3 separate regions of the Homo sapiens genome follow, and all the other regions are linked to region 3. A link is a contact called in ENCODE Hi-C or POLR2A ChIA-PET data. All regions are on one chromosome and are shown on one strand. Each heading gives the region's core, a stretch centred on a gene start or an enhancer-like site at or near the end of the contact. The rest is flanking DNA. Distances are from core to core; before and after follow the strand shown. Region 1 holds the start of TBX21 (T-box transcription factor 21). Region 2 overlaps KPNB1 (karyopherin subunit beta 1). Region 3 holds the start of NFE2L1 (NFE2 like bZIP transcription factor 1).

The links. Hi-C counts contacts between places; a loop is a spot of excess contacts on that map. ChIA-PET counts read pairs that join two places held with the same protein, here RNA polymerase II (POLR2A). Pooled maps may share reads with other maps.
Region 1: a map of CD8-positive, alpha-beta T cell shows a loop between it and region 3 (20-fold over the local background). The contact joins the promoter of TBX21 here to the promoter of NFE2L1 in region 3. A Hi-C loop is called at or near these places in 1 of 168 maps with a recorded cell type or tissue (CD8-positive, alpha-beta T cell), 1 of 37 single-sample maps with no recorded cell type and 4 of 50 pooled maps. POLR2A ChIA-PET finds 5 or more read pairs at or near these places in 1 of 52 experiments (activated T-cell).
Region 2: a loop to region 3 is called in a pooled map, with 4 times the contacts of the local background. The contact joins the enhancer-like site here to the promoter of NFE2L1 in region 3. A Hi-C loop is called at or near these places in 1 of 168 maps with a recorded cell type or tissue (CD4-positive, alpha-beta T cell) and 2 of 50 pooled maps. POLR2A ChIA-PET finds 5 or more read pairs at or near these places in 4 of 52 experiments (Caco-2, GM10248, HCT116 and 1 more).

What each region holds. Positions count from the first base shown.
Region 1 is chr17:47,731,721-47,734,485 of GRCh38, reverse strand. It overlaps TBX21 (T-box transcription factor 21), which reads right to left and starts at 1,250. Exons shown (of 6, transcript NM_013351.2): 1 at 541-1,250. The coding sequence starts at 1,031. RefSeq lists an enhancer at 462-511, silencers at 692-861, 892-1,431 and a promoter at 1,243-2,765.
Region 2 is chr17:47,658,974-47,661,673 of GRCh38, reverse strand. KPNB1 (karyopherin subunit beta 1) reads right to left here. Exons shown (of 22, transcript NM_002265.6): 6 at 496-555. Among named protein-coding and RNA genes, the nearest start is that of KPNB1, 10 kb to the right of the region's middle. RefSeq lists an enhancer at 1,367-1,516. Within about 2 kb of position 1,338, at least 7 of the 41 ENCODE cell types and tissues checked have a DNase peak (open chromatin) inside an H3K27ac peak, as active enhancers do; they include CD4-positive, alpha-beta T cell, where a contact is called at or near this core.
Region 3 is chr17:48,047,087-48,049,786 of GRCh38, reverse strand. NFE2L1 (NFE2 like bZIP transcription factor 1) reads right to left here and starts at 1,428. Exons shown (of 6, transcript NM_003204.3): 1 at 1,325-1,428. NFE2L1-DT (NFE2L1 divergent transcript) reads left to right here and starts at 1,734. Exons shown (of 2, transcript NR_170231.1): 1 at 1,734-2,162. It also overlaps a transcript of COPZ2 not described here. RefSeq lists a silencer at 1,019-1,298 and enhancers at 849-1,450, 1,709-1,948, 1,451-2,052, 2,019-2,208, 2,053-2,656.

The DNA.
Region 1 (2,765 bases), core at 1-2,500, 320 kb after region 3:
AATCTCCCCCCGTACACACACACCACCACCACCGCTACCACCACCACTACCACCACTAAAGCTGACCTGAGCACACCAGCAGCAAAGGAGCCGGGGGAGGTGGGCGCAGGGGGCCCGGAGATAAGGGGCTCCCTTCCCCTCCAGTTTCCCACACAGGAGGCCCAGGCGTCCTGTCCGCCCAGAGCACAGGCTTTCACTGCCCGCTGCGACTCCTCTACAGTAGAGAGTGGGGCAGGGGCGCACACCAATTCTAGGTGAAGCCACAGTCACCCTTCCCCTAAATCAAGGTGACTTCTCACTGTCCCGCACTCACCCGTCTCCCTTGTGAGTCCTCTGGCTGTTGGTGCAACAGCCTGGGCACAGACGCCCCTCCGGAGCTTTCCCTGTCCTCCTAACAACCCCATTCCCCTGTCTCCCTACGCTGAAGCCAAAGCAGTGAGGGACACGGAGTCAGAAGCATTGTCGAGCCAGAAAAACAGACGAGACGTTCTTGTTCCGGCGCGGGCACAGAGGCCCCAAGGGCCGGCGCGCCGCACTCACCGTCCCTGCTTGGTGATGATCATCTCTGTCTGGTGCTGATTAAACTTGGACCACAACAGGTGGTTGTTGAGCGCGACCCTCAGTTTCCCCGACACCTCCAGTCCCGCGGGTAGCGCGTAGTCCTCACGCGGCCCCGGGTAGAGCCCGGCGCGCGGGTCCGGGGCGGCGTAGCCCTCGCCCGGCTGGTAGCCCTCGGCGTCCGCGGGCGGCGGGAAGGACTCGCCCGCGCCGGGGAAGCCGGCCGCCTGGGGTCGCGGCGGGTAGGCGTAGGCTCCAAGGAAGCGGCTCGGCGGGGCGGGCACCAAGGCGCCCCCCGGGTAGGGAGACCCCAGGCTGCCGCCCCCGCGACGCTCGTCCGCGTCCTGCGCGCCCGGCTCCGGGTAGAAGTAGCGGTGCTGCGGGTCGGCGCCAGGCGCCCGGCCCTCGTCGCTCCCCGGCATCGGCTCGGTGCCCGTCAGCATGTCTCCGCAACCCGGCTCCACGATGCCCATCCGGGGCGGGCTGGCACCTTCCCGTAGCCGTCGAGGACCCGCCCCTCCGCGCGCGAGAGGGTCGCGTGGGCTGGGATGGGCAGGGAGCAGGGGGCGGGGGACCCGAGGGCCGGGTGGGGGACCCCACCGGAGCCCGGGCTCTGACGCCTGGCTTCTACGCCCTCGTCCGGCAGGCGCGCGGCAGCTCTCGGGCTTCCTCTCCAGCGGGCCGCTGTCACTAGAGTCGCAGCGCTTTGCTGTGGCTTTATGAAGCTCTCCGGCTCCCCCCCACTCCGCCACCTCGGCCCTGCTCCGCCTCGCCCCACCCCGCCCTCTCGTGGCTAATACTAGGCAAATTCTACGCTCTTGGCGAGTACTGCAGGGCCCCCCATGGTGGAGAGAAGCGAGAGCCTGCGCGCACCCTGTAGTTCGAAGATCTTGCTTTCTGGGAGTGTCAGCTCCGCTGCCTGACACACCAGCCCGTGGCTCTCTTCTGGACCCTCGGGGAAATTCAGCCCAGCTTTGAAGTCTCAGCTCAAAGGCCCTCTCCTACAGGAAGCCTTCCGAGATGGCCCAAGTGGGACTCGCTGGGCATTCTCCTGGCACTCAGAGGCTCGGAGCACGGGCACACTAGAAGCAACTTTGACCATGAACATTCAATCGATCTTTATTGATACCTACTGTGTGCCCAGACTCTGTGCTAAGTGACCTTTCGGGTTGCCCTCTTTCTCCCCACCAGAGGTCCACATGTGCTGAGTTGGCTGCATCTTGTAGCTCTAGCCCTGGGGGCAGACCTGGAACCTGATGGACAACAGGAAATGTTCCTTAAAGCGCACTGCATCAGCAGCAGCCAGGGGTTTGCAGGGCCCTGAGCTGGGCCTGGCAGGGCCCACAAAAGCTCCCCTACCCTGCATGGCAGTCATGGGCACTGGAAGTAGCATTGGGCTGCCAGTGCTGAGAGTCCCAGGTCTGGCTCTGCCTGCCAGGTATATGTGACCCAGGCAAGTCATTTTCCTTGCCTGAAAGTCAACCTCACGTGCCTCATCCATAGACTGGGGGAAATAAACAGATCTACTTTTCAGGGGGGCTGCAAGCCTTACATGAGAGGGTGTACGTGTGCAGCACTTTCCAATCTATTATTATACCTGGATGGAAAAGCTGCTTTGAACAGATTCAGAGCCGGCTGACAGGAAGGAAACCCACCACATGCTCTGAAGGGCTGCCTCGGAGATAGGACGATGGAGGCTTTTCTTTCTCCATTTTCCTTTTATGTTAACTAATGTATTAGACTCCTTTTATGATGAAAACTATCCGTTTCCCCCCCCCCAATTGAAAATAGCATCATTGGGAGTTTTCCTGTGTATAAAGATGAAACATACTTATATAGGAAATTTAAGCAGCACAGAAAAGTAAAAACAAGACTGTATAAATCACCCCAAATTCCACCCCCTAAAGCCAAACAGGATTAACATTTCAGTGAACACCCTCTGAGACCTCACTCCTTATATACTCTCTGTCTCTGTCTTTTGCACACATGCACAAATATATAATTTATATAAACACTACACATGCTGCTTTATAATGTGTACTTTTTTTTCACTCCACAAGGTGTCATGGAATATTTTGCATATCAGTATATAGATAAAGATTTACATTTTTAAGAGTACTTTGAAAAATACTTTAATATTTTTGTCATGTTAAAGTTTAACTTCTCCTCTCTCTACCTTCACCCCAGTCCTCCCCAGTTCTCCCCTG
Region 2 (2,700 bases), core at 89-2,588, 390 kb after region 3:
GCACCTTAAACCTTTTTTAAGAGGATGGCAACTTCCATGACAATTCTTCCCTCTTCTCTAATGTTTTTATTAATTATCATTATTATTTTTTGAGATGGAGTCTGTTTGCAGTGGCATGATCTTGGCTCACTGCAACCTCCACCTCCCAGGTTCAAGCGATTCTTGTACCTCAGCCTCCCCAGCAGCTGGGACTACAGGCACGTGCCACCACACCCAGCTAATTTTTTTTTATTTTTAGTAGAGACAGGGTTTCACCATGTTGGCCAGACTGGTATGAAACTCCTAACCTCAGGTGAACTGCCTGCCATGGCCTCCCTAAGTGCTGGGATTACAGGTGTGAGCCACCATGCCCAGCCAGAATATTAATTATTAGTAACAATATTAATCAAACCTTATTGCTGAAGTCAACTGATTCCCAGTATTTCAAACTTATATTAGATTTGACATTTCCTAAGAAAGATGTAAGACAGATTTTTCATATAACCTCACACTTACCCTCGTATCTGGACACTGTGTGGCTTCACAGACCACCTGCATAATAAAGTGCCTTTCAGACTGTAGGAGGAATAAAAATAAAGAGAATTAGGAGAGCATAACCTGTACGTAGGAAGATTTCCAGACTCCCTCTACAAGGAAAACCTCTCACTCCCCCTCAGGGCCCCACACAGCCCTGCCTGGTACAATCAAGCCACTCTCCCTTGAGATGGTACAGCACTATAAAGGCTATAAAGAGTTTACCTTCGGTGTCTGCTATGTGACTTGCCCTCCAATGAGGTCCCTAATCTTTTAATCTCCAAAATGACCACTAACAAAGACTTCAGGGAGGAAACAGAAAAATGTAGGTCACAAGTTTTAAATAAAAATGGTTAAAAGATAAAAATTTACATGTAGGAAAATCAGTTTCCTTATATAAGAGAATTCAAAACATCTGCTTTATTTCAGAGACCAAATTTGTTTTCTGAGAGGTAGCAAATTCACATCAAATGTGGTGAGAAAAGGGAGAATGAACTTTATGTGCTACCCTCCTAAATCTTCCAAAATCTATTAAGGAAAAATCCAGTTTTCTAATCAATTAGAATTGCCATTTGCTCTGGGGTTTCAGACCTTTCCAAAGTCAAGAAATGGTAAAAACCCAGCTGAAGTGTCAACAAACATATATACAGAAATACTTTCAGACCATGACCCTGGCAATTTTACTTGTCGGTATTTACCCTAAAGAACTGAAAGCAGAGTCTCAAAGATACACATGCATGCCCATGTTCATAGCAGCATTACCCACAATAGCCAAAAGGTGGATGCAAACCAAATGGCCATGGATGGAAGACTAGATAAACAAAATGTGGCATATACATATAATGGAATATTAATCACCCTTAAAAAGCCAATTTTGACAAATGCTACCCCTTAGATGAATCTCGAGGACATCATACTAAGTAAAACAAACCAGTCGCAAAAAGACAAATATGATTCCACTTACGTAAGGTATTTCGTTAGAGTAGTAAAATACATAGAAACTGAAAGTAAAATGGTCGTTACCAGTGGCTGAGAAAGGGGGAAATGAGGAGTTGTTGTTCAGTATGTACAGTTTCAGTTTTGCAAGATGAAAAAGTTCTGGAGATTGTTTCCACAGCAATGTGAATCTACTTAACTAACTATACATTTAAAAATGATTTAAGATGGTAAATTTTATGTTATTCATTGCATTTTCAGCCAAAATGTTTACATATATATTATACATACACATACATATACATATATATATATTTTTTTTTTTTGGAGACAGAGTCTTGCACTGTTGCCCAGGCTGAAGTACAGTGGTGAAATCTTGAGCCTTGAACTCCCAGGCTCAAGTGATCCTCCCACCTCAGCTTCCCAAGTAGCTGGGATTACAGGCATGTGCCAAAGCACCTGGCTATATATCCTGTTTCTTAAAAACACCTTCCTAAGGTGGTATGAAACAGACCAATTGCTATAATTTTTATTTATTTCATTTTTCATTATTTTTTTTCCATTATAAGCCCTGTAAACACAAGAGCTCACAAAACTGGTTAACAACTCAGTTGTTCTTCTCCACAGAAATTTTTTTAGAGACAGGGTTTTGTTACGTTGCACAGGCTAGTCTCAAACTCCTGGCTTCAAGTGATCCTCTTGCCTTGGTGGCCCAAAGTGTTGGGATTACTGGATGTGAGCCCCAGCACCCGGCCTCCACAAAATCTTTAGTACAAGGCAAAAGATTCACACAATCTTAAAAGAAACCAAAGTAAACCAACATATATAGTACATACCATAATTTCTTTCTTTTATTTTTTTTATTTTTTATTTTTTTTGAGACAGTCTTGCTCTGTCGCCCAGGCTGGAATACAGTGCTGCAATCTCGGCTCACTGCAACCTCTGCCTCCCAGGTTCAAGTGATTCTCCTGCCTCAGCCTCCTGAGTAGCTGGGATTACAGGCGCACGCCACCACACCCGGCTAATTTTTTTGTATTTTTAGTAGAGATGGGGTTTCACCATGTTCGTCAGGCTGGTCTCAAACTCCTGACCTGATGATCCACCCGCCTCAGCCTCCCAAAGTGCTGGGATTACAGGCTTAAGCCACATCGCCCAGCCTATTCCTTTCTTTTTTTTAAGGGACGATATCTGACTTTGTTGCCCAGGCTGGCCTTGAATAACTGGACTCAAGCAATCCTCCCGCCTTAGCCT
Region 3 (2,700 bases), core at 179-2,678:
TCAGGCCACCACTTCACCCAGAAGAAGAATGCCTTTTGTTTTCTGAACTTTGAAATCTGATTTCCCTTTCCTATCCTCACAACTTACAAAAGAAAAAAAAGGAAAAGGGCCGACGCCTGTAATCCCAGCACTTCGGGAGGCCGAGGAGGGCGGATCACCCGAGGTCGGGAGTTTGAGACCAGCCTGAACAACATGGAGAAACCCCATCTCAACTAAAAATACAAAAATTAGCCGGGCGTGGTGGCGCATGCCTGTAATCCCAGCTACTCGGGAGGCTGAGACAGGAGAATCGCTTGAACCCAGGAAACGGAGGTTGTGGTGGGCCGATATCGCGCCACTGCACTCCAGCCTGGGCAACAAGAGCAAAACTCCGTCTCAAAAAAAGAAAAAAAAGAAAGAAAAGAAAAGGAAAGAAAAAAAGGAGAGGGATGGTGGGGGCCCTACTACGCAGGACTATTCCGTCCAGAATTTGCATAGGCAGGTTTTATTTTCATTCATATGACCTTCTGAGCCAAAGCAGAAGGATATGGCCACGTTCTCTAGCCAGACTGCCCAGTGCAGAGGAAGTAAATCTGTTTCTGGTCTCCACTTTTGAGCTTCCATTAATGTCACAAACCAAGACATACCGCCTCTCCTCTCCTGCGTTGTGACCCATCTACCAACTTCATTCTACAGGGGGAGAGCGAGCTATACGTACACACACGAACGTGCGCACACACACACACTCACACTCCCTCTCTCTGGTCAGAGTAAACACAATTGCGACCCAGAATTCCTGCTTACGCTACCCTCCCGTTCTCACGCAATTTATTACTAAAACCTCCCAGGAGCCAATTAAGTTCGAGGAACCGGACAAAGTCCCTTAAAAATCAAGTAGGTGCAGGGCCCATAGCCTGAGGCTGGTCCCACCCTGCCCGGATACCCGAGTCCGGCTGAGACCAAGTCGCCATGCCCACTCTCGGCGCCGGAGCTTCTAGCCTCCAGGGGCGGCCAGCGAACAAGTGCTACTTCCCTGGCCTTGACCCACCCTTACAGCAAACCCCACCCCGCCCTCCGTCCCGATGGCCCCACCCCACTCCCAAGTCCAGGCCTCACACCACGCCTTCTCGTGCCCTCAACCCTGCCCAGTCCATCCCACCCCGGAGCCAGCTTTCCTCTCGGCCCCGCGCGGGGCCCCTCCCTGTCAGGCCCAGGGCCGGGCTCTGGCGGGAACCCCGCTCGGCCCCCGCCTCCTGCACCTCAGCACCATCCCGTCGCCCCATAAGCCTCGGCCCCGCGGCGCTGCAACCCTCCCTTCTGGGAAAGGAATGTGCCCGATACCCACTGCTTAGCTCGGCGTCCGCCGCTGCCTCCACAGCAGGCCCTAAGCCCGAGTCCCGGCCTCGCCGCCGCCACCGCCGGCCGGCCTAGAGCTCGGAGCCTCCGCTTACCTCCCCGCCCCCTCCTGCTACCGCACTCGGAAACCCGCCCGCCGCAAACACCCTAGGAACAGTTTCTCCAATCAACGAGCCGAGGCCGGGGCCGTCGACGGATGTCCCTCTGATTGGCAGCAGAGAGGGCCCAATGGCTGAGTGTACCTCCTCATCCCCGGACCTGATTTCCCAAGACTGACATAATTCCCGGCCCAATGAGTACCTAGGCCCGCCCCGCGGTATGGACCCACCAATGAGGAGGGCGAAGGCCCTAGTGTCTGGCATTCTGGGCCCCTCGGCCGCGCCTTCGCGGCGGGCGATGTTAGTGGGCTTGGGCGTTGGGTGAAGTATCCAGGTTGGGCGCTTCCAGCGCTTTCTGTGGCGGGGGAATGAAGGCCTAGGTCAGGGAATAGGAAGGTGTATCGCCGCCAGAGTGCGGAACACCCTCGCCTTGAGGGTTCCCACAGTGACTTGCAAAAGTCTAGTGAGACCCGAGAATGCTGAGGCGGGACACGAAGCATGTGGTTCTTGTGGTTGCGACGCTCGTGCCGCCATCTTGGGTGCTGGCGGCGGAAACCGGTACCCCAACTTCCCCTCGGTGCGAACCTGGAGAAGCCACCCCAGCTGTGAGGGACGGTTGCGCCTCATGGCCCAGGCAAGGGTACCTTCGCTGGAGCAGTACCGCGGACGGATATCATGAGGGTGGTGGGACGTTGGCGGAACGTTGGCGGAACGTTGGCGGTGTGAGAGGTGTGGGGTAATGGCGATTTTTGTCATGGTAGAAACAGCCCAAAGGACCCCCCTCGTTTGGCCTCCCACGCAGCTTAGTCTTGCTTTTTTAGGGATGTTTCTCATTTTTTAATTTCTCCAGTCCCATCTGGTTATATTGCCAAAACATGTTTGTGACTCTCAAACGTTAGTTTACTCCCAGCATCACTTGGGGAGCTTGCTAAGCTACGAATTCCGAGGTCCCACTGGAGAGTCTGATTTAATGACCCTGGAGTGGCGGCCGGATAACCTGCCTGCTGGGGTGATTTTAACGCAGCTGATGCGAAGACCCCATTTAGGGAATCATTGGGTTGGCGTTTGCAATGCGTTCCTCCCAGCTATAGGACAAAGAGGTGTCAACTCAACTGTGTCTTCTTAGAAGAGCCCATTATTTATAGGTGAGTCATTAGTCCCTGTACAACTAAGGACAAGGCCAACTGATAACTCAGTAAATAATCGAGTCCATTTTGTGCTTGCGAGTTAGGGGCTTAATTTGGGGTGGTTTGCAGATTAAGTACTT